5 separate regions of the Homo sapiens genome follow, and regions 2, 3, 4 and 5 are each linked to region 1. The links are chromatin contacts, found by Hi-C or POLR2A ChIA-PET in ENCODE. All regions are on one chromosome and are shown on one strand. The core of a region is the stretch at or near the end of the contact, and the rest is flanking DNA. Distances in the headings are between cores, read along the strand shown.

Region 1 (5,007 bases), core at 1,599-4,098:
GTACAGTAAATCACTGTAGGGAGTAGGGTAGAGCTCCCAAAGCTGAGAGGGCCTATGGCCTAGCAAGAGAGCTCTGCACCCAAAGAAATGAGCAGGAAAACAGGGAAGGGGAGTACACAGACAGCAAAAGGTGGGTCTCTCTCAAATGTGATGTTCCTCCAAAATAATAGCATCTCAGACACACGCAGCTACCAGAGGAGGAAACACCCTGGGGCCCAGGCCCAGGGAGGGAGAGCCGGGGAGCTCCTCAGGGCCGTGAGGATGAAGGGTATTTGCCAAGCATCAGGAGCAGGAATCTCAAAGGGCAGGCAGAGGAGAGGAGCCGAGGGAAACCTACGGACCCCCTTCCCAGCAAAACGAGTGCAAGGGGTAAAAAGGATTTTTTTAAGCCTCCAGAAATTGTCTTTTTTTTTTTTTTTTTTTTGAGACAGAGTCTCACTCTGTTGCCCAGGCTGGAGTGCAGTGTCACAATCTGGCTCACTGCAACCTCCGCCTCCCGGGTTCAAGCAATTCTCCTGCCTCAGCCTCCTGAGTAGCTGGGATTACAGGCGCCCACCACCATGCCTGGCTATGTTTTTTTTGTATTTTTAGTAGAGACGGGGTTTCACCATGTTGGTCAGGCTGGTCTCGAACTCCTGACCTCGTGATCCGCCTGCCTCGGTCTCCCAAATGCTGGGATTACAGGCGTGAGCCACCACGCCCGGCCCGGAAGTTGTCTTAAAATAATAGACCAAATGAAGAAAAACTGATTCAAGAAAAAATCTACTGAAGCTCAGTAAGAACAGTGAGCACTATGAAATTTGAACTATTACCACTTCCTCCATCCTTACTCTCAGCTCAGAGTGACAAAAGCTCTGTGCCAGGTGGGTGCAGTCAACAACACAAAGCTCTCTGTCCCCCAGCTCCCAGGCAAGGCTACCATATCCCCACGGGAGGGGCAGGCTTCCAGCATCTCTCTCCGCAAGCCCAGCTCTGTGTTAGAAGCTAAATCTGGAGCAAGTGCAGCTGAGAGGTCAGGGCCCCCTCCTCCACTCAGCCCTTCCATTGCAGAGTGGAGACTCTGCCCTAGGTGCTTCAGTCTGAGCACACCGAGTCAGGCTGGCTCCAGCTCACTCAGGGTGGAAATTCCATGCTGGGAGAGGCAAGCCAGGAAGATCAGAGGCCGCAGTCCCCACCCAGTCCACTCATCAAGCAAGGGTGTCACTCTGAGAAAGTGGGCCGTTGTCCCTACCACCCACAGTGAAGCAGTGACTGAGAAATTTTGCCCAGGAGAGGAGAGGCAAGGCACAGGACAGACAGCTTCTAAGCTCTCCCCAAAGGAATTGCCTTTATTTGAACACAGTGTAGGTAAGTTCAAGGCTAAGGGCACTCAAAAAACAAGAGAGGCTAGGTGTGGAGGCCGACGCCTGTAATCCTAGCACTTTAAGAGGCTGAGGCAGGTGGATCACCCGAGCTCAGAATTTTGAGGCCAGCCTGGCCAGCATGGTGAAACTCCGTCTTTACCAAAAATATAAAAAATTAGCCTGGTGTGGTGGCACACGCCTGTAATCCCAGCTACTTGGGAGGCTGAGGCAGGAGAATCGTTTCAACCCAAGAGACAGAGGTTGCAGTGAGCCGAGATTGTGCCGCTGCACTCCAGCCTCGGCGACAGAGCTGGACTGTCTAAAAACAAAACAAAAACAGTAGAGATCGTGTTGGTAAGCGATTAACAGATAACTAGTAGCTTCAACAGAGCAACAAGCTAAACCATAAGCCAGCCAATTTACCAGATAGAACCATGGAGAAAGCAGCCACAAAGAGCCCTCTGGGGTCAGAATGAACCTCGAAGACTGACCTGGAACACTGCCCCTGCAGAGGCACCTGCATTTAATTGAATCAAACTGTGGAGAAATGTTGGTCCCAGGACCTGGTCTTAACAGTAGAACCATCATCCAGCAGTTGGTGGCGCCTAACAGCTGGTGCGAGACCAACAAAGGCAGACAGTTAACAGAATTACGAGGGAAAGGGACAGCCAAAGAGAGCCCTGCTAAAGCCACCGCCACCCCAGGATGACTGTGAGCATGCCCAAGGCTCCCCCTGAGGAGCAACATCAGAGGCATCACCTTGCAGGTGAAACAGACTGCGTTAAAATAGCCCAGTTAAGTCTCATGCTTTTCCCTGGCACGTGGCCTGCACCTGAGGCCTTTGCTCTCTATTTTTTGCCAGTTTGCCAGTAAAACTTTACTTATCAAAACAGGCAGCCAGCCTGTGGGCAATAGCTTACTGATTTAATTTTTTTAAATACTGCCTTGTTTATCCTGATTCTCTCCCGTGCCTTGGCATCCCTGGGAAGTTGCTTACTTAAGAGGCCAAGGGGCCGGGGGCGGTGGCTCACGCCTGTAATCCCAGCCCTTTGGGAGGCGGAGGTGGGGGGGGGGGGTGGGGATCATTTGCGGTCAGGAGTTCGAGACCAGCCTGGCCAACAAGGTGAAACCCCTTTTCTACTAAAAACTCAAAAATTAGCCGGGCGTGGTGGCACACGCCTGTACTCCCAGCTACTCAGGAGGCTGAGGCAGGAGAATGGCTTGAACCCGGGAGGCGGAGGTTGCAGTGAGCCGAGATCTCGCCACTGCACTCCAGACACAGCGAGACCACGTCTCAAAAAAAAAAAAAAAGAAGCCGAGGCCGTCGCCGGCCCGCGCCGAACCGCCAGGGGGCGCCCTCCCTCCGGCACCGCCCACTCAGCCCGGCAGGAATCCGGGGCACAGGGGGCCCCTGACGCCGCGCTGGGCGTCCCGAGTGCTGGGCGTCAGATTTGCTCCTTCGCGCTCCTCCGGCGGCAGCGCTCCTCCCCACCCCGCCCCCAGCAATCGCCCACCGACCTGCGTCCCTTTCTCCGCCGAGATGCCTTGGGATCTGCTCCCTCCTTCCCCTCACGGACCCTCCCCCAGGTCTGGCCTCAGCTGCTCCCACCTCCTGAGGTTTTTCTCGCGTTTTGATTTTAGGGCGGGCCTCCCAGCACGAAAGCCTGACCTAAAATCAAGGCTGATTATAGTTCCTGCTCCCAAACAATCCTTCCCTTCAGCCAGACCTGAGCCTCCTGAGAGCCCGCGGCTGAGCTGAGGGAGAGCCCTCGCGACCCCCGCGGGGGATGTGGGCGAGAAAGCGCCTCACTCTCCTCCCGCGCAAAACGCCGGAGAGACCGGAAAACGCAGCCGTCGAGGTGCGCAATATTTTAATGCCATGTTTTTAAAAGTTAAAGTTAATGAAAAAGTCCATGAACAAAATATCAACATTTTAAATAAAGACAGGATTGGATTTTTTTTTTTTTTGACGGAGTCTCTCCCCGTCGCCCAGGCTGGAGAGCAGCGGCGCCATCTCTGCTCACTGCAACCTCCGCCTCCCGAGTTCAAGCGATTCTCCTGCCTCAGCCTCCTGAGTAGCTGGGATTACAGGCGCCCGCCGCCATGTTTGGCTAATTTTTTGCATCTTTAGTAGAGACGGGGTTTCACCATATTGGCCAGGCTGGTCTCGAACTCCTGACTTCGTGATCCCCCCACCTCATCCTCCCAAAGTGCTGGGATTACAGGCGTGAACCACCGCGCCTGGCCGGATTGGATTTTTCTTTTGGCCTCAGGCTCCAGTCCTCTGACTGACCTTGTCTTTGACTTTTGAAAATATTGTATTAAAATATTATTTATGCTGATGACTGAGATTTTGAGGACCCTTCTCCAATTTTCCACCTGAGGCAACCATCTCACTCACTTCATCCCAGTCCCAGCCCCCTGTAGAGACAGTCAATAAACAAGTAATAGGTGGATGTGGTGGCTCACGCCTGTAATCCCAGCACTTTGGGAAGCCAAGGTGGGCAGATCACCTGAGGTCAGGAGTTCTAGACCAGCCTGGCCAACATGGTGAAATCCCATCTCTACAAAAAATATAAAAATCAGCTGGGCGTGGTGGCACGCGCCTGTAATCCCAGCTACTCGGGAGGCTGAGGCAGGAGAATCACTTGAACCTGTCGGAGTTTGCAGTAAGCTGAGATAGGGCCATTGCACTCCAGCTGGCGACAGAGCAAGACTCTGTCTCAAAAAAAAAAAAATACATAAAAGAAAAGTAATAATTTCAGAAAGTGATAAGATCTAGAGAAAATTAAACATGACCACGTGACCCAGCAACTCCACCCTCCTAGGTATTCCATTCCAAAAGAAATGACAACATACAGTCACACAAAAACTTGCACACAAATGTACATAGCCACACTGCTCACAATAGCCGAGGAGTGGGGAACAAACAAAATGTACTTCAGTGGATGAATGCTACACAAAATGTGGCTGTGATCTTATCAAATATACATTTGGTCTTCATCCGGGCTTCCTGGCCTACAACTGCTAGAATCCTCAGAATCTCCACAGTAGTGTCTTTCATATGCTAAAGAGGTGGGTGAAGGCGGGCAGCCCCCAGGTAGCTCCAGGATGGGGCTGGTCACCAGAAGGACCAAGGCAGGACTAGAGGCCTGGGACTTTCAGCCTCACCCCCCAGCCTCCGGGGAGCGGAGAGGGGCTGAAGGTTAAGTTGGTCACCCATGGCCAGTGATTTCACCAGCCACGCCCAAGAAATGAAGCCTCCGTATAACCTCCAGGATAGCTGAACACATGGAGGTTCCTGGAGGGCCGCGTGCCCAGGGAGGGGTAGAACCTTCGTGCCCCTTTCCCCATGCCTTGCCCAGGCATCTCTTCATCTGTATTCTTCCCAATACCCTTTATAATAAACCAGCAAATGTAAGTGTGTCCCCGAGTTCTGTGAGCCACTCTCGCAAATTAATTGAACGCAAGGAGGGCGTCATGGGAACCCCAACTTGAAGCCGGTCCCTCAGAAGTTCCTGAGGCCCTGACTTGGGAGTGGCATCAGAAGTGGAGGCAGTCTTGGGGACTGAGCCCCACCCTGTGGGCTCTGACGCTCTCTCCAGGTAGATAGCATTAGAATATAGAGGACACCCAGCTGGTGCCTAATGCAGAATTGGTTGCT
Region 2 (5,007 bases), core at 1,089-3,588, 450 kb after region 1:
TCTACTCTTGCCCCCACTCCCCCACATAATCTTTACATGGATTTTTTAAAATAGGTAAATCAGACCATGCCACTTCCCTTCCCAGAGCCCTGCGGTGCTTTCTCATCATTAGAATAAATAGGTCTCCTGATCCAGGCCTTGCTTAGCTTTCTGACTTCCTTTTATTTTTTATTTATTTATTTATTTATTTATTTTGAGACGGAGTCTTGCTCTGTCGCCCAGGCTGGAGTGCAGTGGTGTGATCTCGGCTCACTGTAAGCTCCGCCTCCCGGATTCACCCCATTCTCCCACCTCAGCCTCCCGAGTAGCTGGGACTACAGGCGCCCGCCACCACACCCGGCTAATTTTTTGTATTTTTAGTAGAGACGGGGTTTCACTGTGTTAGCCAGGATGGTCTCAATCTCCTGACCTCGTGATCCTCCCACCTTAGCCTCCCGAAGTGCTGGGATTACAGGTGTGAGTCACCGTGACCAGCTCTGACTTCCTTTTCTAATGCTGGAGACAGAGGTGACCCTGTGGAGACGTGGACCCTCTATTAGGTGGAGGGGAGAGGAGGAAAGGGACGGAGGGAGGGAGGGAAGAAAGGGAGAAAACACCAATAACTCAAAGAAGAATCACCATGTAAGCAACTGGTGCCCATCAGGAACATGCATCTTGCAAGAATCACCATGTAAGCAACTGGTGCCCATCAGGAACATGCATCTTGCAAGAATCACCATGTAAGCAACTGGTGCCCATCAGGAACATGCATCTTGCAAGAATCACCATGTAAGCAACTGGTGCCCATCAGGAACATGCATCTTGCAAGAATCACCATGTAAGCAACTGGTGCCCATCAGGAACATGCATCTTGCAAGAATCACCATGTAAGCAACTGGTGCCCATCAGGAACATGCATCTTGCAAGAATCACCATGTAAGCAACTGGTGCCCATCAGGAACATGCATCTTGCAAGAATCACCATGTAAGCAACTGGTGCCCATCAGGAACATGCATCTTGCAAGAATCACCATGTAAGCAACTGGTGCCCATCAGGAACATGCATCTTGCAAGAATCACCATGTAAGCAACTGGTGCCCATCAGGAACATGCATCTTGCAAGAATCACCATGTAAGCAACTGGTGCCCATCAGGAACATGCATCTTGCAAGAATCCCCATGTAAGCAACTGGTGCCCATCAGGAACATGCATCTTGCAAGAATCCCCATGTAAGCAACTGGTGCCCATCAGGAACATGCATCTTGCAAGAATCACCATGTAAGCAACTGGTGCCCATCAGGAACATGCATCTTGCCTGCTGTTATCTAATAGTCGAGACGTGAAGTGGGCTGGCAAATTTGTGGGTTCTGTTTTTTTTTTCAAGATGGAGTCTCACTCTGTCGCCCAGGCTGGAGTGCGGTGGCGTGATCTCAGCTCACTGCAACCTCTGCCTCCCGGGTTCATGCCATTCTCCTGCCTCAGCCTCCCGAGTAGCTCCGACTTCAGGCACCCGCCACCACGCTAATTTTTTGTATTTTTAGTAGAGAGGGGGTTTCACCGTGTTAGCTAGGATGGTCTTGATCTCCTGACCTCGTGAGCCACCGCGCCCGGCCGGCAAATTTATGGGTTCTTGTTATGGAGAATTGACCTAGGTTGATATTCATTCTGCCAGAGCCAGTGGAATTTGTAGTTTCTGAAAAGAGTTGTGTTATTTGGCAAAACCTGAATTGGGCATCACTTATCTTCATGTACTTAGCCAAAGCCCTAAAAAAACTTTTTTGAGGCTGTGTGCGGTGGTTCACGCCTGTAATCCCAGCACTTTGGGAGGCCGAGACGGGCCGATCACGAGGTCAGGAGTTTGAGATCAGCCTGGCCAAGATAGTGAAACCCTGTCTCTACTAAAAATTAAAAAAATAAGCCAGGCGTCGTGGCAGGCACCTGTAATCCCAGCTACTCAGGAGGCTGAGGCAAAGAATTGCTTGAACCCAAGAGGCGGAGGTTGCAGTGAGCAGGCAGAGGAGACCCTGGAGCAATAATCCCTGGAAATAACAGGAATTTCAGGGACAAATCCAGATCCTCAAAAACTGTGAAACTGAGGGAGTCTGAGCAGAGATCTCCAATGAACCAGGTACCATCTGTGTGCCAGGGCAAGAGGACGGAAAACGGACCAGGTCTGTTTCTGACAGGTTGAGCAGGTGGAGTGGGAAGGAGGGATCCGGAAGGCCAGGAGGGTGGAGGGAACTGCAGGGGTGGGTGGTGGTGGGCGGGGCTGGGCTTTAGCCTCCTCCTCCCACTGCCCACCCCACCCTTAGGAGCCCTTTGTGAGGGGGAGGCCCCAGCTCTGTGATGTGGACCTGGGCCCCAATAACTTGTCCCAGAGGGGATGCCCAGGGCTCAGTTGCCTGAGGACAGCAGTGCAGTTGACATGGATATTCTCTTTCCTCTGGACAGTGTTATTGGTACAGAGCTGTGCCCCAGCCCCATTCCCCAGATCATCCATTTCGTCCTCTTTGTTGTGTTCAGCCTGGTGATCCTGATTATCTTACGCCTCTACATTCCCAGGGAGCCGTCCTCAGTGCCTCCCAGAGAGGAGGACAGCGAGAATGTAAGGAGCCCTCAGCCCACACCCAGCAGAGAATGCTTCTATTTTTCCTGCTCTCTTTTCCACTTTTCCACATCAGCCAGAGGCGCTCCTGTGATGGGAACTCTCATCATCCCTCTAGGGACAGCAGGGCAGGCAGGGGTTGGAGTGGGCATAGGATTTCCAACCCAAGCTCCCAGACCATCTGTGGAGGTGCACGGGAGGCGTCAGAGCAAAACCAAACCCCAGGACTCAGCGGCGAGGACCCGGTCATGAGAGGGGTGAGGTCTCTGTGGAAGGACAGGCCCTGAGCCCGGGCTCATCAGCCGCCTTCCTGGGCAGGTGCCTCGGGGCCCAGCCTCTGTGTGAGGTGCTCTGGGGGCTGTGCTGAGCCCCTGAGAGCCTCCCACCTGAGACTGGAGTCGCCCCTGGCCTCCTCGGAAGCAGAATCCTCCCTGCCAGCTCAGAGGCACCTGCAGACCCAAGAGTGTGCGTTTCCCAAGCAGCGGAACAGGGACTGAGGATACCCAGGGCAGGCCTCACATAGAAAACCCCTCCATGCTTTCCAGAGAAGGAAACCAGAAAAAGGTTATTACGCACTTTAGAAACCAGTGAAAGAGAAGCACACAGGCTCCATGAGCTGGGCGGAGAAAGTGTGTCATTCACGAGCACTGGGTCTGCAGCTGTGGGGACAGGAGACTGAGACCCGGCCTGCACCCTCTTTCTTGTCTCTCAGGATCAAGCTGAAGTGGGGGAATGGCTCAGGATCGGAAATAAATATATCACTTTGAAAGGTAAGGCTCTGAGGGTCCCAGAAGCCCCAGAGATGACAGCTTCACCTGTCCCTAGGAACAAGCACCAAGTCTCCTAGGAAGTCATCTGCAGAGGCCTGATGGGGAAGCTCCTGGTAGGGCAATTGGAACCCGGGATCCATCTCCGATTCCCTGCTGAGTTGAAGCCATGGGGTCCAGGGAGCGGGTGTTGCCCAGGAGGGGACCAGTGACCACCTGGACGTGCAGGAGGGGATGCAGGTCCATGTGGGCAGCTGTTTAACATGGCTGAGTCCTCTTTGAGACTGCCTCTGTCCTCTCTCCCCAGGAGGTTGTCGTGACCCCCATGATGGAGCGTGTCGGGAAGCACTTTGGAGAGGACAAAGTGCTGCCCACCGGGCACCTGGCTATCACTCCTGGGGCCCTGTGGCCTTGGACAGGGATGCTGGGGCTCCAGGGTCTAATCCCCAATCCCGGGGTCTCCCCTAAGGGCACACGCAATCGGCCTCCTGTAAGTCCCAGTTCCCTCCCTCGCCACCATAACCCATCTCCTGCTTTCCAGATTACAGAATTCTCTTGAAAGAACTGGAGAACCTTGAGATCTACACTTTCCTGTCGAAAAAGTGAGGCTCTTCCCCTTCCCTCCCATGTCCTTCTTCCTACCAGGGCCTAGGATGCCACCCCAGGGCCTGGGGCTGATCTGGGAGGGGAGATCACAGCCATGATGTCACTAAAGCCCTGGGCAGGGGTAGGCAGAGCTTTGTGAAGTCAGCAGGGGGGCCCTGGAGGTCCACAGGTGCCCAGTGCTCCCGGCTGCAGCCTGTGCCTCCTGTCTCCTGCAGGTGCCTGAAGAAGCTCTCTAGGGAGGGCAGCTCCCATCACCTTCCACGCCAAGTCCGCCCAGGGCCAGTGTACAAACCAGCACCTGCTAGGAACCACCGGCCACGTGGGGGGCGTGGGAAAGCTTCTCCCACCAGCTTCCATGTGTCCCCACGGGCTCCCCTGGCTCCTCTGGCCTCCATGCCGTCATCAGTCCCGAAGACCTCCGTAGAGTCCTTGGGGTCTCCATCATCCCTGAGCTCCTCCAAGCCACGAGAGCCTCTGTGTCCCCTGAAGCACCCTTCACACCAGCCACCTGCGAGCACCCTATCACCAAACCCGACCAGCTCCACAGAATCCTTGGGGTATCTGTCATCCCTGAGCTCCTCCCAGCCACCAGAGCCTTTGCGTCCCCTGAAGCACCCTTCACACAAGCCACGTGGGCGTTCCCTTCCCCGACGACGGAATCCTGGCTGGGTGTCCTGGTCCGACTCCATGCAGGCTGATTCCGAAACTGACACCATAATATGCCCAATGTGCAAGGCCCCTGAGCGCTCCTGTCCACACACCTGGTGGGTGCCTTCTAGCCCTCGAGTGATCCGAGGCGTTGGTCGCTGCAGTGATCCCAACCTGGGCCTCTCCTGGAGGCAGGAGGCTGCTAGAGCCTGGTGCCACTGCACCTCCTCACAGTTCCCATTCAAGCACCCTAATCTTCCCACCCACCTACCAAAGGCTTCCTTCTAGGGAGACCCCACATGCAGGCAGGTGGAGGCAGGGGTCCCGCTTTCCTCAGCCTGGATGTGCCAACGCTGCTGGACGCATAAGACACCAAAATCCCAGACACTCCCATGGACACC
Region 3 (5,007 bases), core at 707-3,206, 400 kb before region 1:
TCTTCTCATTAGCAGCTGTTCATGTATTTTGTTTAAAGCAAAACACCTGGAGTAGATCACAGATCTAAAGATATTAAGCAATTTTTATTCTAAATTTTACTCTAAAAGTCATCACATTCTAAACACTGTGATGGCCAGGCATGTTGGCTCATGCCTGTAATTGCAGCACTTTGGGAGGCCAAGGAAGGAAGATCGCTTGAGCCCTGGAGTCGGAGACCAGCCTGGGCAACAGAGCAAGGCTCTACAAAAAATTAAAAAATTAGCCGTGGTGGTGTCTGCCGGTAGTCCCAGCTAGTCAGGAGGGTGAGGCAAAAGGATCGCTTGAACCCAGGAGGCGAAGGCTGCAGTGAGCCGAGAACTGTGCCACTGCACTCCAGCCTGGGTGACAGAGTGAGATCCTGTCTCAAAAACAATAAATAAATTAAATAAAGACTGTGATAAATGTCTTAACAGCAATTCCCCAAAAAAGCCTTTAAACCCTTTTGATCAATGGCCCACGTCCACTCCTACAGCCTACTAATCTGTTCTAGAGTAGTAAATTCTAGTATATTGTAAAAAATACAAAGTGCTACTACACACCATTTTATTTTTCAGTTATTCATATTCACTCTCTTCCTCTTCAAAGTTAAATTCCCAGATACAAGTAGGCAAGAAGATTCAGCACTAACAATGAGACAATCCACCTGGAAAACAGGTAAGTATGGGAACTCAAATTGAAGCAGATTATCTAAAACACATCAGCTTACACAGTAACAACAAATCCAAAGAGCTCGAGCGAGATGACCATTCACAACGCTGTCAATGGCAACAACAGTTAAAAACAGAAGGCCACAGGTGTTGGTTAGCAGGCTCTTCGGGGAAGGTGAAGGAGGTAAAGAATCAAAGGAAGTTTCCAAAGAAAATAGCGATTAGTGCTGAAAAACAAAAAGGAGGGATGCAATTTGGGTTACCAGAGAAAACTGCTTGTAGAAACCAGTACAATCTCCGAATCCTTCGCAATACTATAAAATAAGCATCCTCATTGCATGCCAAGTGCTTCTTTAACCTGTAATCCACCCCGTCCTCTCCCTCAAAATCTGCGTTAAACTGAATTTTAAAAACATTTTAGGGGAGGGGGTAAGCAGTTGGTTTCCCGCTTGACAGTAATTGTGGCCACGGAGCGCGAAGCTCCACACTCCACACAGCGCGCCACCCACAGAGGCGCTTCTCAAAAGTTGCCACCCATCTTGGCCACGAGTCCCGGGACACGGACTCGCCTCCTCCGACGACGGCAGCCGGGACCGGCCGGGATCCGGGAGCCCAGCGCCGACCCTCTCCCCTCTGCGCGCCGCCGCCGCCGCCGTCAATCAACGCCCCCCTCCCAGGGACTCGGCCCGGGGGCGCGGCCCGGGGCGGGGCGCGATCGCGGCGCGTCGAAGGGGCCCCCAACAGCCGCCAGCTTGCGGAGCAGCGGGACCGCCGCCCACGAAACGAAAGTTGCCCGCGACCGAGCCCGGCCGACGGGGGGCGGTCCGTGCGCGGCCGGAGAGAGGAGCGGCGCCCCGACCGGGCCTCCGGCCTGCCTCGCTCACCTCTCGGGGTGCGCCGCCTTCCTCCGCCGCTGCCGCCTCCTCCTCCCTGTGAGTGCAGCGGGGTCTGCCCTGTGGAACCACCATACCAGTCCCGCCCGCTGCTGCAGCGCCGCCACCGCCGCCGCTCCTCTGCCGCCTTAGTCGCTGCTCTTTGTTCCCCCTCCGAGAGCCACTGCTTCGGCTGCCCGCCTCAGCCGCCCCGACGGGCCGCCACTACGCCCTCCCGCCCTCTCGGCCCCCGGCCTCGCCCTCCTCGCTGCGCCCGCCGCTGCCTTCGCCTCCGCGCCGCCGTCGCCGCCGCCACCGACGCCGCCGCCTCCTCCTCCGCGCCCCCCTCGTTTTCATTGAAAGCAAACAAGCATCATGGCGGCGGCCGCCGTCCCTCAGCCAGCGAGCGCCCGGACCGCCGCCGGCGCTCCAACATCCTGGCCGCTCATTGGGCGCCGTCGCCGGGCACAACCATCCGCCCTTCGGTGCGGGGGTCGCTCCCGGCACGCAGCTGCCCAGGCCCCGCCCCCTTACCCCCGCGCTGGAGAGCGGTGGACCGGCCCGGCGCGCTGCGGGCCCTGCCTCCCTGCCTGCCGCCCTCCATCCCTTCCTCTCCGTCCATCCTTCGTCTCCTTCTGTTCCCGCTCTCCTCGCTCCTTTCCTGCCTTGGCACTTCTGTTTTCTCCTCTCCTTAGCGCTCCTCCATTTTTCATCTACTTCTTTTTCCGCCCCAGGTTGTCCACTTTTTTTTTGTTTTTTGAGACGGTGTCTTGCTCTTTCACCCAGGCCAGAGTGCAGTGGGGCGATCTTGGCTCACTGCAAGCTCCGCCTCCCGGGTTCACACCATTCTCCTGCCTCAGCCTCCCGAGTAGCTGGGACTACAGGCGCCCGCCACCGCGCCCGGCTCATTTTTTGTATTTTTAGTAGAGACGGGGTTTCACCGTGTTAGCCAGGATGGTCTCCATCTCCTGACCTCGTGATCCGCCCACCTCCGCCTCCCAAAGTGCTGGGATGGCAGGCGTGAGCCACCGCGCCCGGCTGGGTTGTCCACTTTTATCTCCTCTTTTCCTTGATCGTCCTCCCCTTTTTTTCTCCTCTTCCTTTTCCTTAAGCCTTCGCCTGTCAATCACGTCGAAACACAGTATTTGACCGGAGCCAGTATCTTGATCTGCCTAAAGACAAGACATTCAATCGTGAACAGTCGAATATTATTCCTTCCTCAATTATACAAAGAAGAGTAAGTTAACATACCACTTCAGCCTATTAATGGTAATTCATTCCATTACATTAATGGACAGTTTTGGTGCTGGGGTCCTAGCCTGGGTAACGGACAGCAGCTGCTGTGCTCCAAGATCAAAAGGTGTTCAGGGCAAACTCTGGTGTTTGAAGGTCAGCAGAGAAATGACTGGGCTGATTCATGATGCTTACATCAAGAAATATTAGTTGACTGATGGTCAGGGCACAGAGATGAATCAGACCCCACCCAGCCCTGAGTAAGCTCACAGTCTAGGGGCAAGAATAACACCCAACAGACTTAATATTGGAGGTATATTGGTCGGGCGCGGTGGCTCACGCCTGTAATCCCAGCACTTTGGGAGGCCGAGGGGGGCAGATCACCTGAGGTCCGGAGTTGGAAAACAGCCTGACCAACATGGCGAAACTTCGTCCCTACTAAAAGTACAAAAAATTAGCCAGGTCTGGTGGCTTGCACCTGTAATCCCAGCTACTCGGGAGGCTGAGGCAGGCAGGAGAATCATTTGAACCTGGGAGGCGGAGGTTGTAGTAAGCGGAGATCGCACCATTGCACTCAGGCCTGGGCAGCAAGAGCGAAACCCTGTCTCAAAAAAAAAAAAAAAATTTGAGCTATATGTTGAAGGCGTGAAGGAAAAGGAAAGCTGCCTGCCCACCTATGTGGCAAACTAGGATAGGCTGCTAACTGCTTCCTGGAAAATCAACCCTGAAGAAATGAGAGTGAGACAGGTTCCAGGAACTAACAGTAGCAACAAACCGAGGCTTCTGCTTCAGTGAAGGCTGTTGAGAGCTGGGGATGTGGGAAATGGGTTGCTGTTGCCTGGGGTGGAGGAGACCTGGCTGGAAGGGCAAGGAAAGGATGAGGGACAAAAGCTGTTCAGAGGTGAAGATGATCCCCCTCTCCCCAGCACGGCCTTGGGATGGTCATCGCTTGGCACTGCCATGACATCAGGAGTGACAGCCCAGGCCTCTAGCGCCATAGGACACTGGGCAAAGACAGAGCAGTGCAGAAGTTTAGGAGTCAGGAAGAACACATGTAGACCAGTAAGCTGCCTGTGGCCATCCCTCCACAACCTCCTCCTGTACAGCAGGGAGTTGTGCGGCCCTGTGCTGTACAGAGTATCCCAGGCTGAGGGGCCAATGGGACAGACACCCTGCAGGGCCTCTCCTCCCTGTGTGAGTGCCCTGGCCGTCTGTGCTCCAGCCTGGGTGCCTTTTTGTAATTTGGCCAGAGGCAGCTACCTCAGCCCGGTGCGGGGACTCAACGCCTGTAATCCCAGCACTTTGGGAGGCCGAGGCGGGCAGATGACTTGAGGCCAGGAGTTCGAGACCAGCCTGGCCAACATGGCAAAACCCCGTCTCTACTAAAAATACAAAAAAAAAAAAAAAAATTAGCTGGGTGCAGTGGCGGGCACCTGTAATCCCAGCTACTTAGGAGGCTGAGGCATGAGAATCGCTTGAATCCAGGAGGCAGAGGTTGCAGTGAGCTAAGGTTGCGCCATGGCACTCCAGCCTGGGCAACAGAGCAAGACTGTCTCAAAAAAAAAAAAAAAAAAACTCAAACAAAACAAAACAAAAAACAGAGGGAGCAATTCCCTTGTGACTGGCACGACTGTATGGAGGAGGGGAGGTCTTGTTGCACAAAATCTTGGTAGCATAAAGCAACAGTTTTACTGTATCTCATGATTCTGATGTTCACCCTTGGGGCCTCATGCCTATACCAAAGGTGGCAGCTGGGTGTTGAATGTCTGGCACCTCGCTGCCCCCTAACGAGGCCTCCCCCGCAGTGTCTCATCCTTCAGCCTTTGTGTGTGGCCCCTTTCCCCAGCAGGAGGTGATCCTGCACTTCCTACATGACAACCAGGGGCTCCAAGAGGAAAGCGAAGCTGCCAGGCCTTCTGAAGAAGGCCACTTCCTCAATATTCTATGAATTAAAGCAGGCACAAGCCCAAGCCAGATTCAAGAGGAGAGGACATAAGCTGTGGAGGAGCTGCGCGTGCATGCAGGGCGGGGTGGACTAATTGGAGCCCTCTGGGGAGACTTGCTGCCACCAGGAGGGTACGATAGTGGCTCTGCTGTGCATGCCCTTTTCTTTCTGCATATCCGAGGAGAACCCCGCAAAATACCTACTCACCCTTTCAGGCCAGATCAAAGTGCCCCTCATGTTAGGCCAGACCTCCCATTGCAAGTTATAAAA
Region 4 (5,007 bases), core at 1,524-4,023, 360 kb after region 1:
ACATGGTGAAACCCCATCTCTACTAAAAATACAAAAATTATTAGCTGGGCATGGTGGCCAGCACCTGTAATCCCAGCTAGTAGGGAGGCTGAGGCAGGAGAATCACTTGAACCTGGGAGGCGGAGATTGCTGTGACCCTAGATCGCGCCATTGCACTCCAGCCTGGGCAACAGGGCAAGACTCCATCTCAAAATAAATAAATAAATAAAACAAATAGCATAGATAATATGTTTCCTAAATGTTTTGACAAAGGAGATTCTTACTGCTGTGGGTTAGGCTGGTCAGGAACTAGCTTTAAGGCAGAAGAAAGAGATAAGCTGGGACTGGCAGGGTGGCAGGATTCTGAAAGGGATGGAGGAGGGTCCCACAGGCGGCCTTTAAATTTATGAAATACTGTATTTTATTTATTTATTTATTATTATCATACTTTAAGTTTTAGGGTACATGTGTACAATGTGCAGGTTAGTTACATACGTATACATGTGCCATGCTGGTGCGCTGCACCCACTAACTCGTCATCTAGCATTAGGTATATCTCCCAATGCTATCCCTTCCCCCGAAATACTGTATTTTCATGTCCACACTCATTTCTTTTTATTCTTAAAAGAATCCTGGGGGCGGCACGGTGCGGTGGCTCATGCCTATAATCTCAGCACTTTCAGAGATCAAGTTGGAAGAAAGGATCACTTGAGCCCAGGAGTTCAAGACCAGCCTAGGCAATATAGTGAGACCCCATCTCTAACAGAAAAAAAACTTTTTTTATTTAGCCAGGCATGGTGATGTGCAGCTGTGGTTGATCCCAGTTACTCAGGAGGCTGAGGCGGGAGGACTGAGGAGGCTGAGGCGGGAGGATTGAGGAGTCTTGAGCCAGGAAGGTTGAGGCTGCAGTGAGACATGACTGTGCCTCTGCACTCCAGCCTGGGCGACAGAGTGAGGGGAGGGCAGGGAAAGAACACGGGGCGATAATAAGCCCAACATGCCCCTAGTTTACAGATGAGAAAAGTGAAGATGAGAAGGCTTGACCAGTTGATACAATAAGCAATGAAATCTGAGTGGTTTTTTTTCTTCTAACCCAGCAATCGAGGCTAGTGTGGAAGAGAATGAGAAAAATAATTCAACCAGAGCAGAGGACCTGTGAGGGACATTAAAAGATAGGTTAGGTCAGACTGGTCCCAAATGCCAAACTAAAGACTTTGAACTTCATCCTTTCAAGCAAGAGAAGGATTTCCAGCATTTCGAGAATAAGGGAGAAAGAAACTAAATGCCTACAGACTGGTTAGTTAGCTAGGGACAGGCACTGCAATAGCCCAGGTGAGAGATAATAAAGGTATGAATTTAAAAATACACATAACAAATTAGATTTTAACATTGGTTTTAAACTAAAATCCCCAAGAAAACCACTGAAAAACCTTGTCTCTTTTGTAAATCTGTTTCAGGAAGAAAAACCTCTAACCAACAAATTTCAGGAACATTTACTGAGAGCCCAAAGGGAGTAATAATTGACCAACAATCTAACATCATCAGAGATTTTAAACAGGCCTGATAAATTAAAACTAGAATTGTCAACAATATTGCAGGAATCTCAAGTTCACAAAGTTCAGGCTACCTAAACAAGGAATACTTATATGCAACTCATTGAACATTTTACTAAGTTTTCCAAAAATTTCTTGATTTTCCATTCAGAGGAGTTTCAGTTGGTCAACCAAAGGCCGACTTATTTCCACATGAAAGCCCTGATCCTGCTCACAGCACAGGATCTTGTAAAGGGCAAGGACCCAATAAACATTTGCAGAATAAATGAGGCCAGGCCTACGGTGCAGGAACTCCCTCCATCACAGGCGACTCGAATGCTAGTCTATTTCGAATAAAGATCTCAACATCCCGGAATCAAGTCTGGAAGAAAAACCCTCCGGTTAGCGTTCGCCAGCCTTCCCAGGTCGGGCCTCCTGCAAGGCCCTCAAGGCGCTGTTTTCCCAAAGTAACGCCACCGTGCCACTTCCCAAAGATGACAACCTCTCAGCTCCCTGCCATGTTACCCTCTCTCCAGCCAGATCCAGGAGTCGCGGACGCCTGGGGAAGTCTCCCAGCGGCCCGATCCGCGTCAGAGGAAGCGTTTTCGGGAGAGGGGGCTGCCGCCACGACAAGCGCCTTCCCGCGCCCTACTCACCGTGGCCGGGCGGCCGTGCTCGGGGCCGTCAGCGGCGTCCAGGCGCGGGGCCGGGGCGGCGGGCGCCGGGGCCGTGGCGGCGGGCGGCTGCCTGTGCTTCCCGGCGCGCTTGGCCTTGGCCTGGATGCAGCGCTGGTGCAGGGCGAAGGTGTGTTGGCGCTCCAGCTCCAGGCGCTCGGGCGACACGGCCTCGTAGCGGGCCTCGCAGGTGCTGTGGTGGCGCCGGCACAGCTCGATGCGCCGGCGAAGGCGCTCCATGACCGCGCTGTGCCGCGGCAGCGCGAACTCCGCCATGGGGCAGGTGGGCAGCACCATGGGCCGCGGGCTGCACGGGCCGGGCCCGGGGCCGGGCCTCTCGGGGCCGGCTGGCACTGCGGGCTTCGCTCCCCGCGGCTACCCCTCTCCGCCTCACGGCCGCGCCATGCCCCCGAGGGCAGCGGAGCGGGCTCGCGCGCGGCGGCGGGTTTTCCTCCTGCCCCGCTCGGCCCGACCCCCAGCCGGCGCTTGCTGCCTACCTCAAGCCTCGGCCTCTCCCCACCGCCCCGGCCCCATTGTTTTCCGCGCTACCGCCGCGGCCGCCATCTTAAAATTGTTTTCGGGCCTCTCGGAAGAAGGCGGGGCCTCGGTAAGAGACCTTGTGCATCACGACTGATGAGCAGGGGCCCTGGCCAATCAGAGAAGGAAGAACCGGCCGCCCGAGGGCGTGGGGACGAGCACGCAAGAGGCGCGCTCGGGCGCCAGAGCGGTATTTAAAAGGAATTCTCAAGCGAAGGGCGGAGGGAAGCCCCTGGGCGGGCCTTAATCCTGGGGGCGGAGCTAAGCGTGACTGACAGGAGCCCGTCCAAGAGGCGGCTATTGGTTTCCTGCACAGCACCCGCTGAAGGCAGGCCCTTCCGGCTACCCCGAGAAAAGGGGAATCTGGCAGGCGAGTGCGGCGCAGCTGGCCAGTCCCTGTCGCCCGCCTGGCAGTACAGAGACCTTTTTTTTAAATTATTTTTTAAATTTCGACTTTGATAAACTCTAAGTAGCCACGCTATTTTAATGTCAGCCGTTTTACTTTGACCTTATTCCTTGTATCCAGCCCCATAATTGGTCAGAATCGTCTAGTGAGCTGGTAGTTTCCTCTTGCAACATTCCGAATCACTGGTAGTTTCCACCTATTTGTAAAAGCCCGAGCAAGTTTCAAAAGTGCAGTATTACTCACTACTTAAAAAAAAAGTCCAGAAGATGTGAGCAAAAGCATGCAAGAGTGCAGCTCCATTAGAGGGAACTGGAAATGCAAAGGACGACGTTTCACCACAACCACCGCCTTCCAGGCTCAAGCGATTCTCCTGCCTCAGCCTCTCCAGTAGCTGGGATTACAGGCATGCGCCACCACGCGCGGCTAATTTTGTATTTTTAGTAGAGACGGGGTGTCTCCATGTCGGTCAGGCTGGTCTCCCACTCCTGACCTCAGGTGATCCGCCCACCTCGGCCTGCCAAAGTACCGCGATTACAGGCGTGAGCCGCCGCGCCGGACCAAAAACAGTCCTTTAGGTAAAACTGAGTTACTCAACAAAACCAAACCAAGACAAATTATGCCCCATTATTAAAACTAATAGGCAAAGGGGAGTAGAGGGACTGGAGCAATCAAACAGTGTTAGTACTAAAACTAGATAGTGTGATGCCAAAGGATATCAGGAACTCTAGATATGGGCACTCTAATTGCTAAAAGGTTAAGCAGGAGGTGGCAGGAGGCTGCACATTGAGATACACCATCAGTAGTTCAAACATTCGTTACTCTAGCTTTTTACTAGGGCTCATGAGGTTTTATTTTAAAATCAAGAGAAAACAACAATCAAATATGTCTTCATACAAACGCAGCAGAAAAATACAAATCCTAATGTTTTAAATGGAGAAAGTGGGCCACCAAGGCAAAAGTGCCATAATGCAGTCCTGCTTTTTTTTTTTTAGCATTCAAACAAATTTTACACCAGAACTAAACTATTTCTTAATAGAAAAAATAGTAACTAGGAGCACTACATTCTGTGTACATACTTTTCTTTAGTATGTAATCTAAAAATTTAATAGCACATAAAAAACTGGGCTAACTTTCAAAAATACCCCTAAAGTATTTAAGTATATGTAAAATAATGGAGTCTGATTCTGAACAAATAATTTTCTAATAAAAATTTCAAAGTTCAATGGTTCCCCTAAGTCTTAAAGAATATTATCTACAAATTATCAGTAGCATTCCCTCCTTTTCTGAGCTGCTGTCCACACTATTATACAACAGAAACTACTGCACCGCAATCACATGGGCAGGAAGAGGCAAGGGCTAGACAGAAAAGACTGCATCAAACTCACGTGGTGAGATAAAAGTCATTATTTCACTGTCCATAATAGTTTCTGCCTAGTAGTGAACTCTCACATAGTGGCCAATTATACGAAGATCAACCCACTAATTGAACATAGTCACACACACACACTGAAGGTTACTATGAAGAAATTCAGTCAAAAGCAGACACTTAACACAGGGCTTTAATGTAACACCATTTAGTAACATGACAAATTGAAAAGTGAGGAGTACTTTGTGGATAAGAAAATGGAGGAACACATCTGATGGAGAGTGGGCATTTGACAACAATGGAACAGGTAACCAGCATGTAAAATCAAAATATAAGTGTCTTTTTAAGAGCTGAAAGCTGCTGCTGGTCATTCATTAATGTGTCAGACATTTAATCAGGATGCTGGACCTTCAAAATAACTGAAAAAAGAACCAAGAAAAGGCGTTTTTGTTTTCAACAAACTTTACTAAATAACCCTGGAAAGGCAATGAACGATCTGACAATTTAAGCTCT
Region 5 (5,007 bases), core at 450-2,949, 270 kb after region 1:
GTGGGAGATCCCTGCCTGTGACCTGCTCCTGAGGGGCCCAGCCCCACAAAGGCCTTAGACTTCTAGTGGCTTGGGAGTAAAGGAGAAGACAAGGGCATCTGCCTGCTTCCTTCCCTAACAAAGCTGAAAGACACGTATTTGTATGTAGTCTCCATTTGTGACAGATACATATGAGCTGAAATGGCTTTAAAGCACAGCTGTGCAGACCAAACCACGCCATCCACCGAGGGCACAGGTGAGGCACCCAAAGATGCAAACAACCCAAATGTCTGTCAACTAATGAACAGGTAAACAAAACATGGCCTGTCCACACAACAGAATATTATTCCTCCAAAAAAAACTAGTTCTGATATGTGCCACAACACTGAACACATTACACTAAGTGAAAGAAACCACTTGCAAGACTACATTGTCTGATTCTATTTACATGAAATGTCCAGGATTGCAAGATGAATAGATACAGAAAGGAGGTTGCTGGGGGCATGTGGATAAGAGGGTGATAAAAGGTATGTATGGCGTTTATAAGGTGATGAAAAGCTCTCACACTGAATATGGTCCACAAACCTATGAAAATAGTGAAAACCACTGACTTGTACACTAAATGGGTGAACCCTTATTTCAGTTACAGCTCAATAACATCACAATTTTTTTTTTTTTAAGAATAGGAGAGGGCCTGGTATGCTGGCAGCGCTCCAGAGGGAGGTCCTAGCACTGCACCCTCCCAGGGGCCGGCCTTGGCCACCTCCCGCCCTCCTGGCCACAACCACCTCCCTAACCCCACCCCCAGCAGCCACTGGTCACACCAGCGCAGCAGGAAACAGGGCTTCTGTGCCAACACCAACACTTCTGAAGAACGTTCTCGTCCACTTGCCAATGGGAAAACATCTGTACTCGACCTGGCTCGGAGCGTTCCGCCGGCGATCCGTGCCCTTCTCCCAGGCGCTGTCGCGGCGCTCGCGAGTCCCCCGCACCCCCGCGCTTGTTTACCCGCGTCACTCCCTCCCCTCGCCGGCGCTCGCCCGGCTCCTCCAGGGCATTATCTGAACCCACCACCTGGCGCAGCAAGGTGTCAGTGTAACCCGAGTGCCCGCCTGACCACCCAGTGCCCGCGGAGAGCCAGAGCGTTCGCCCCGGCGCGTCCTTGCCAAAATCCCCAACAGCGCGGGGGGTGGAGCGGGGCGTCTGACGCCCCCAGGCTCGAGCCCCCGGCCGGCAGGGCTCCACCGCCCCAGGGGGCCGACGCTGAGCAGCGGGTCCCGGCCTTGGTCACCACTCCAGTCACCAGGCCGGCTCCCATGGCCGAACTGGGGACCCATGCAGGCCACCGCCATCCAGGGAGCAGCCAGCGCAGACCCCCTCACGGCCCGCCAGGCGTCGCCGAGAAGGGAGGGGGCAGCCACCCCGCGGCAGGAGGCCGTGTCCGGCCTGCGTCACCGCCCCCGCCGCTCCCCGGCCCGCTCACCGCGGTAGTGCGCCTGGAAGCCGCCAGGCCGCAGCGCGGGGAACAGGGCGGCCACCCGGCTCAGCAGCCGCTCGCAGGGTCCCGGACCCGCCGCAGCCTCGGCTTCCGCCTCAGGCTCGGGGCTGCAGCAGAAGCTGAAGCGGCGAATCTCGCGCGCCGCGTCCTCCTTGCCCAGAAGGTAGGCCTTCACGGTGAGCGACGCCATAGCGAGCGGCGAGCTGGCGGAAAACGGGCCGTCCCGGTCGCAGCCGCCGCGCGGCTTTTGTAGCGAACGCGGAGGCCCCGCCCCGCCTCGAGAGGGGCGGAGTCTCTCGCGCCCTCCCCGCCCCCGCCACCGTCGTCGCGGCGCGAGAGCCGCCCTGCAGAGGCCCCTTCACTACTCTCCCCTTCCCCGCTACCCCTCGCTCCAGGTCTCCCGGCCCCCTCATTGCTGACCCCTCTCTTCATTGCCCCGGTGCACCAAGGACCCCAGGAAACCGGCCCTGGCACTCATACAGGCCTGGGCTCCAGCCTCTGCACCTGGGATCAGGGTACTGGCGGGGGTCCAGCCCCTCGCCCCTCCCAGGCTTGGGCCTGGCCATGACTCAGCAATATCCTCAGTTGGGGGTACCCAGTGCAGGGAGAGGGGGACACAGCCCCCATATCAGGAGGCTGCTAGGTCGCCCAGTGGGCACTGCTGGCCAGAACAAGCTGGCTCTCAGGTTGCTGTTCCGACCCTGCCATGGTCAGCCTGCCGCGGTGGCAGCCCTCTTACAGCGCATGGCATCCTCGGTGATGGGCAGCGCATAGCATACTCGGTGACGGACCCCGACTCTGGCCTGAGCACCAGAGAAGTTCCCAGTTTAGTAGGAGTGGAGTTGAGAGGTGCTGGAGGACCAGCTAAGGTCTCCTGAGTGTCAGTGGTCGCCAAGTGTTCACTGTGGTCCAAGTGACTCCTTATGGGCTCCTCAATTCAGCAGGTAATGCCCATGGCCCTGTGGGGGCTCAGGCCCGTTGGCCTTGTGGGCAGCCAAGGGGGTCAGCCAACAGCCTCCTCAGCTAGGAAGGAAGAAACACTGCTTTATGCCACCAGAGTAACCTGTCCGCCAGAACTGGGGCAAGGAGAGGGGCAGGACGAGTGGTCACCCTCTGGAGCCTCCCAGGCAAGGTCCTGTGAGTAGGAGGTCAGAACCTGCTGGGTCCAACTCATGCCATTTCAGCCCAGGGCTTGCAGGAGCTGGAGAAACCTCCCAGGGGAGGAAACCCAGAGGGAGGCAAGAGTGGCTGGATGGGGCCAGTCAGGTGCGAAGGTGATGTGTGGGTGTGCGCACAGCAGGGGCTGGTCCACAGGTGTGAATGATCCTTCCCGGAGGGCTCCGAAGTGGGCAAGGCTTCCACCCTGCCCAGAGCAGCCCTGTGGAGAGGGTTCAGGCCTCTCCCTGCATCCGGCGGTGGAGAGTGGAAAATGCCCCAGGGCCTGCTGGAGCCACTGCCTTGCAGACAGGGGCAGGGGACACAGAGGGGCGTGCTGGCAGAGGCTGTGGCCTACAGACAGGTGCTGGCCAAGCGTGACTCAGCAGCCCAGGCGCCTGAGAGCCACGTGGCCCCCGCCGAGGGCCGGCTTTCCTGCCCCAGCCCCCGGCTATGGCCCGGTCTGAGCAGGGTGAGGGACACAAGGAAGGCCTGTGGCTCTGGGAACATAGCTTTGAGGAAGCGCTCAAGGCGCCCCACTCACCCCCAAGAAGGAGCTCCTTTGCTTTCTCGCCATTTGGCCCGTTTGGGATCGCGGGAAGTTTCCGCGGGGGCTAGGGGCATGTGAAGAGACTGGGGGGGGGGCGGGGAGGGGAGAAGGAAGCACAGAAGAGGGAGTCTTTGGGAAGCTGGGGTGGACACCCGGCTCTGGCCCTTCCCCGCACGCCTTGCGGCCCCAGCGGCCGCCCTGCCCCCACGCGAGGCCGAGGCCTCCCGGAGGTAAACAAGGCGCGGCGGGAACCCCCTGGCAGGGCCCTCTCCTCCCGCCGCGGAGGTCAGGTGGTCTGGCCGGCAGTGAGTCAGCGTCCCATGACCGCTGTCGTAATAGGGGGATCCCCGGCCCCTGCTGCCACCCATCTCAGTGACCTCTTACCTGGAGGCTGGGCTGGGGAGTGGCTCCGGGGTCACCGTGAGTCCCCTGAGCAGGAAGAGCGTGCAGCGGCTGGAGCCAGACAGACACTCTCCCCCTTCTCGCCTCTGACTCCTTCCCCTTTCCCGATGCAGTCCCACCCCGCAGGCTCCCCGCGTCCACTGGCCCCTTCCCACCCTCCAGGGCCCGGCGTGCATGCCCAGGGAAGGCTCGGCACCTGAGCCGCGAGACCCACTATGGACCAGCCTCTCATTTCCTCATCTTTCAAATGGGGCTGAAGTGGAAGGATTTGGGCTGCCCTCCCAGGCGATGCCCCGTGGGTGTGCGAGTTGTTTAGCTGCTTTTGGGGCTGTAAGCTGGGGGGTCAGGGCAGGACAGAGACTGCAGGGGGGCTGAGGTGGAAGAGTGGGGAGGGCAGGAGAGGCCTGAGCCAAGCGCCCAGTGGTCCCAGGAGACCAGCCGGGGCAGCCACAGGGGTGGTCTGGTTCTGTCTGTTGCTGCCCAGCATGTTGTAACCACCTCCTCAGTTCCCCCTTCCCCCCTCCCAAATAATCCTATGCCTTGGCAGTGGTGTTCCCAGGTTCGCTTCTTTTCTTTGGGGCGTGGAGTCAAGTGTCCGCGTGGGTGCTGGGGCAGCCAGAGACAAGGCCACTGAGGGATTCAGGCCGCACTGCTCTGGGCCATCTTTAGGGAGATTGACAATCACAGGGGACACAGGGGATGAGTTCCTCTACAGAGGTCCTGGTCTGTGCGGGGGCCTCCAGGCCTTCTGCGCTGCAGCCACTCCCTTCCACTCACATGGGAGGGCCACAGCCCTCCCTTGCCATCTTCCTAATCATGCCAGCTCATTCTACCTGGTGACTTTTCCCTGGCTCTCCCTCTGGTCCAAAACCCTTTCCACTCCTGCCCTACATGGCAACTTCCCACCCTAAATGTCTCCTCCTCAGCGGGGCCTTCCTTGACCACTCCCTAGGAAAAATCCCCAGGCACTGGACATCACTTTTTTTTTTTTTTTTTTTTTTTTTTTTGAGACAGTCTCTCTCTGTCACCCAGGCTGAAGTGCAGTGGCACGATCTCAGCTCACTGCAACCTCTGCCTCCCAGGTTCAAGCAATTCTCCTGCTCCTGCCTCAGCCTCCCAAGTAGCTGGGACTACAGGTGCCTGCCACCAAGCCTTGCTAATTTTTGTATTTTTAGTAGAGATGGGTTTCACTATGTTGGCCAGGATGGTCTTGAACTCCTGACTTCAGGTGATCCGCCCACCTCGGCCTCCCAAAGTGCTGGGACTGCAGGCGTGAGCCACCCGCCCGGCCAGGCATCACCCCCTTTTAGCCCTTTCAGACAAGCCCAAAGCCCAGGCAAGAGGCACGGGGGCCATGGGAGGGGCACGCCCACAAGGGGTTTGCAAAGATCTTTCTAAAAGAAAAGGAGTTCAAGTCATGGAC

Evidence for each region. A loop is a pair of places that touch in the nucleus more often than their neighbours do. ChIA-PET counts read pairs that join two places held with the same protein, here RNA polymerase II (POLR2A). Pooled maps may share reads with other maps.
Region 2: a loop to region 1 is called in a map of CD4-positive, alpha-beta T cell, with 4 times the contacts of the local background. The contact joins the promoter of SPATA31J1 here to the enhancer-like site in region 1. A Hi-C loop is called at or near these places in 1 of 168 maps with a recorded cell type or tissue (CD4-positive, alpha-beta T cell) and 6 of 50 pooled maps. POLR2A ChIA-PET finds 5 or more read pairs at or near these places in 2 of 52 experiments (HEK293 and activated T-cell).
Region 3: a loop to region 1 is called in a map of transverse colon, with 4 times the contacts of the local background. The contact joins the promoter of CNOT6 here to the enhancer-like site in region 1. A Hi-C loop is called at or near these places in 1 of 168 maps with a recorded cell type or tissue (transverse colon) and 3 of 50 pooled maps. POLR2A ChIA-PET finds 5 or more read pairs at or near these places in 2 of 52 experiments (H1 and activated CD8-positive, alpha-beta memory T cell).
Region 4: a loop to region 1 is called in a map of naive thymus-derived CD4-positive, alpha-beta T cell, with 12 times the contacts of the local background. The contact joins the promoter of MAML1 here to the enhancer-like site in region 1. A Hi-C loop is called at or near these places in 1 of 168 maps with a recorded cell type or tissue (naive thymus-derived CD4-positive, alpha-beta T cell) and 9 of 50 pooled maps. POLR2A ChIA-PET finds 5 or more read pairs at or near these places in 1 of 52 experiments (activated T-cell).
Region 5: a pooled map shows a loop between it and region 1 (6-fold over the local background). The contact joins the promoter of SQSTM1 here to the enhancer-like site in region 1. A Hi-C loop is called at or near these places in 6 of 50 pooled maps. POLR2A ChIA-PET finds 5 or more read pairs at or near these places in 4 of 52 experiments (HEK293T, WTC11, activated T-cell and 1 more).

The regions. Positions count from the first base shown.
Region 1 is chr5:180,088,317-180,093,323 of GRCh38, reverse strand. No RefSeq gene overlaps it. Among named protein-coding and RNA genes, the nearest start is that of RNF130, 19 kb to the right of the region's middle. RefSeq lists a silencer at 2,668-2,797. Within about 2 kb of position 2,848, at least 25 of the 41 ENCODE cell types and tissues checked have a DNase peak (open chromatin) inside an H3K27ac peak, as active enhancers do; they include transverse colon, where a contact is called at or near this core.
Region 2 is chr5:179,642,377-179,647,383 of GRCh38, reverse strand. It overlaps SPATA31J1 (SPATA31 subfamily J member 1), which reads left to right and starts at 2,338. Exons shown (of 6, transcript NR_131066.1): 1 at 2,338-2,585; 2 at 3,298-3,355; 3 at 3,894-3,954; 4 at 4,174-4,515; 5 at 4,944-5,007. The region is part of intron 4 of LOC128966623 (a long non-coding RNA gene); the gene reads right to left.
Region 3 is chr5:180,491,328-180,496,334 of GRCh38, reverse strand. CNOT6 (CCR4-NOT transcription complex subunit 6) reads right to left here and starts at 1,956. Exons shown (of 12, transcript NM_001370472.1): 1 at 1,572-1,956. RefSeq lists silencers at 1,187-1,446, 1,477-1,576, 1,747-1,886, 2,017-2,216.
Region 4 is chr5:179,730,588-179,735,594 of GRCh38, reverse strand. MAML1 (mastermind like transcriptional coactivator 1) reads right to left here and starts at 2,773. Exons shown (of 5, transcript NM_014757.5): 1 at 2,168-2,773. The coding sequence starts at 2,482. It overlaps CANX (calnexin), which reads right to left. Exons shown (of 15, transcript NM_001746.4): 15 at 3,954-5,007. RefSeq lists silencers at 2,181-2,240, 2,481-2,680 and enhancers at 1,869-2,369, 3,131-3,230.
Region 5 is chr5:179,817,597-179,822,603 of GRCh38, reverse strand. SQSTM1 (sequestosome 1) reads right to left here and starts at 1,699. Exons shown (of 8, transcript NM_003900.5): 1 at 1,463-1,699. The coding sequence starts at 1,667. RefSeq lists silencers at 1,085-1,264, 1,275-1,534, 1,645-1,894, 3,195-3,374 and enhancers at 1,488-2,197, 2,805-2,964, 3,365-3,664, 2,718-3,917, 3,620-4,329.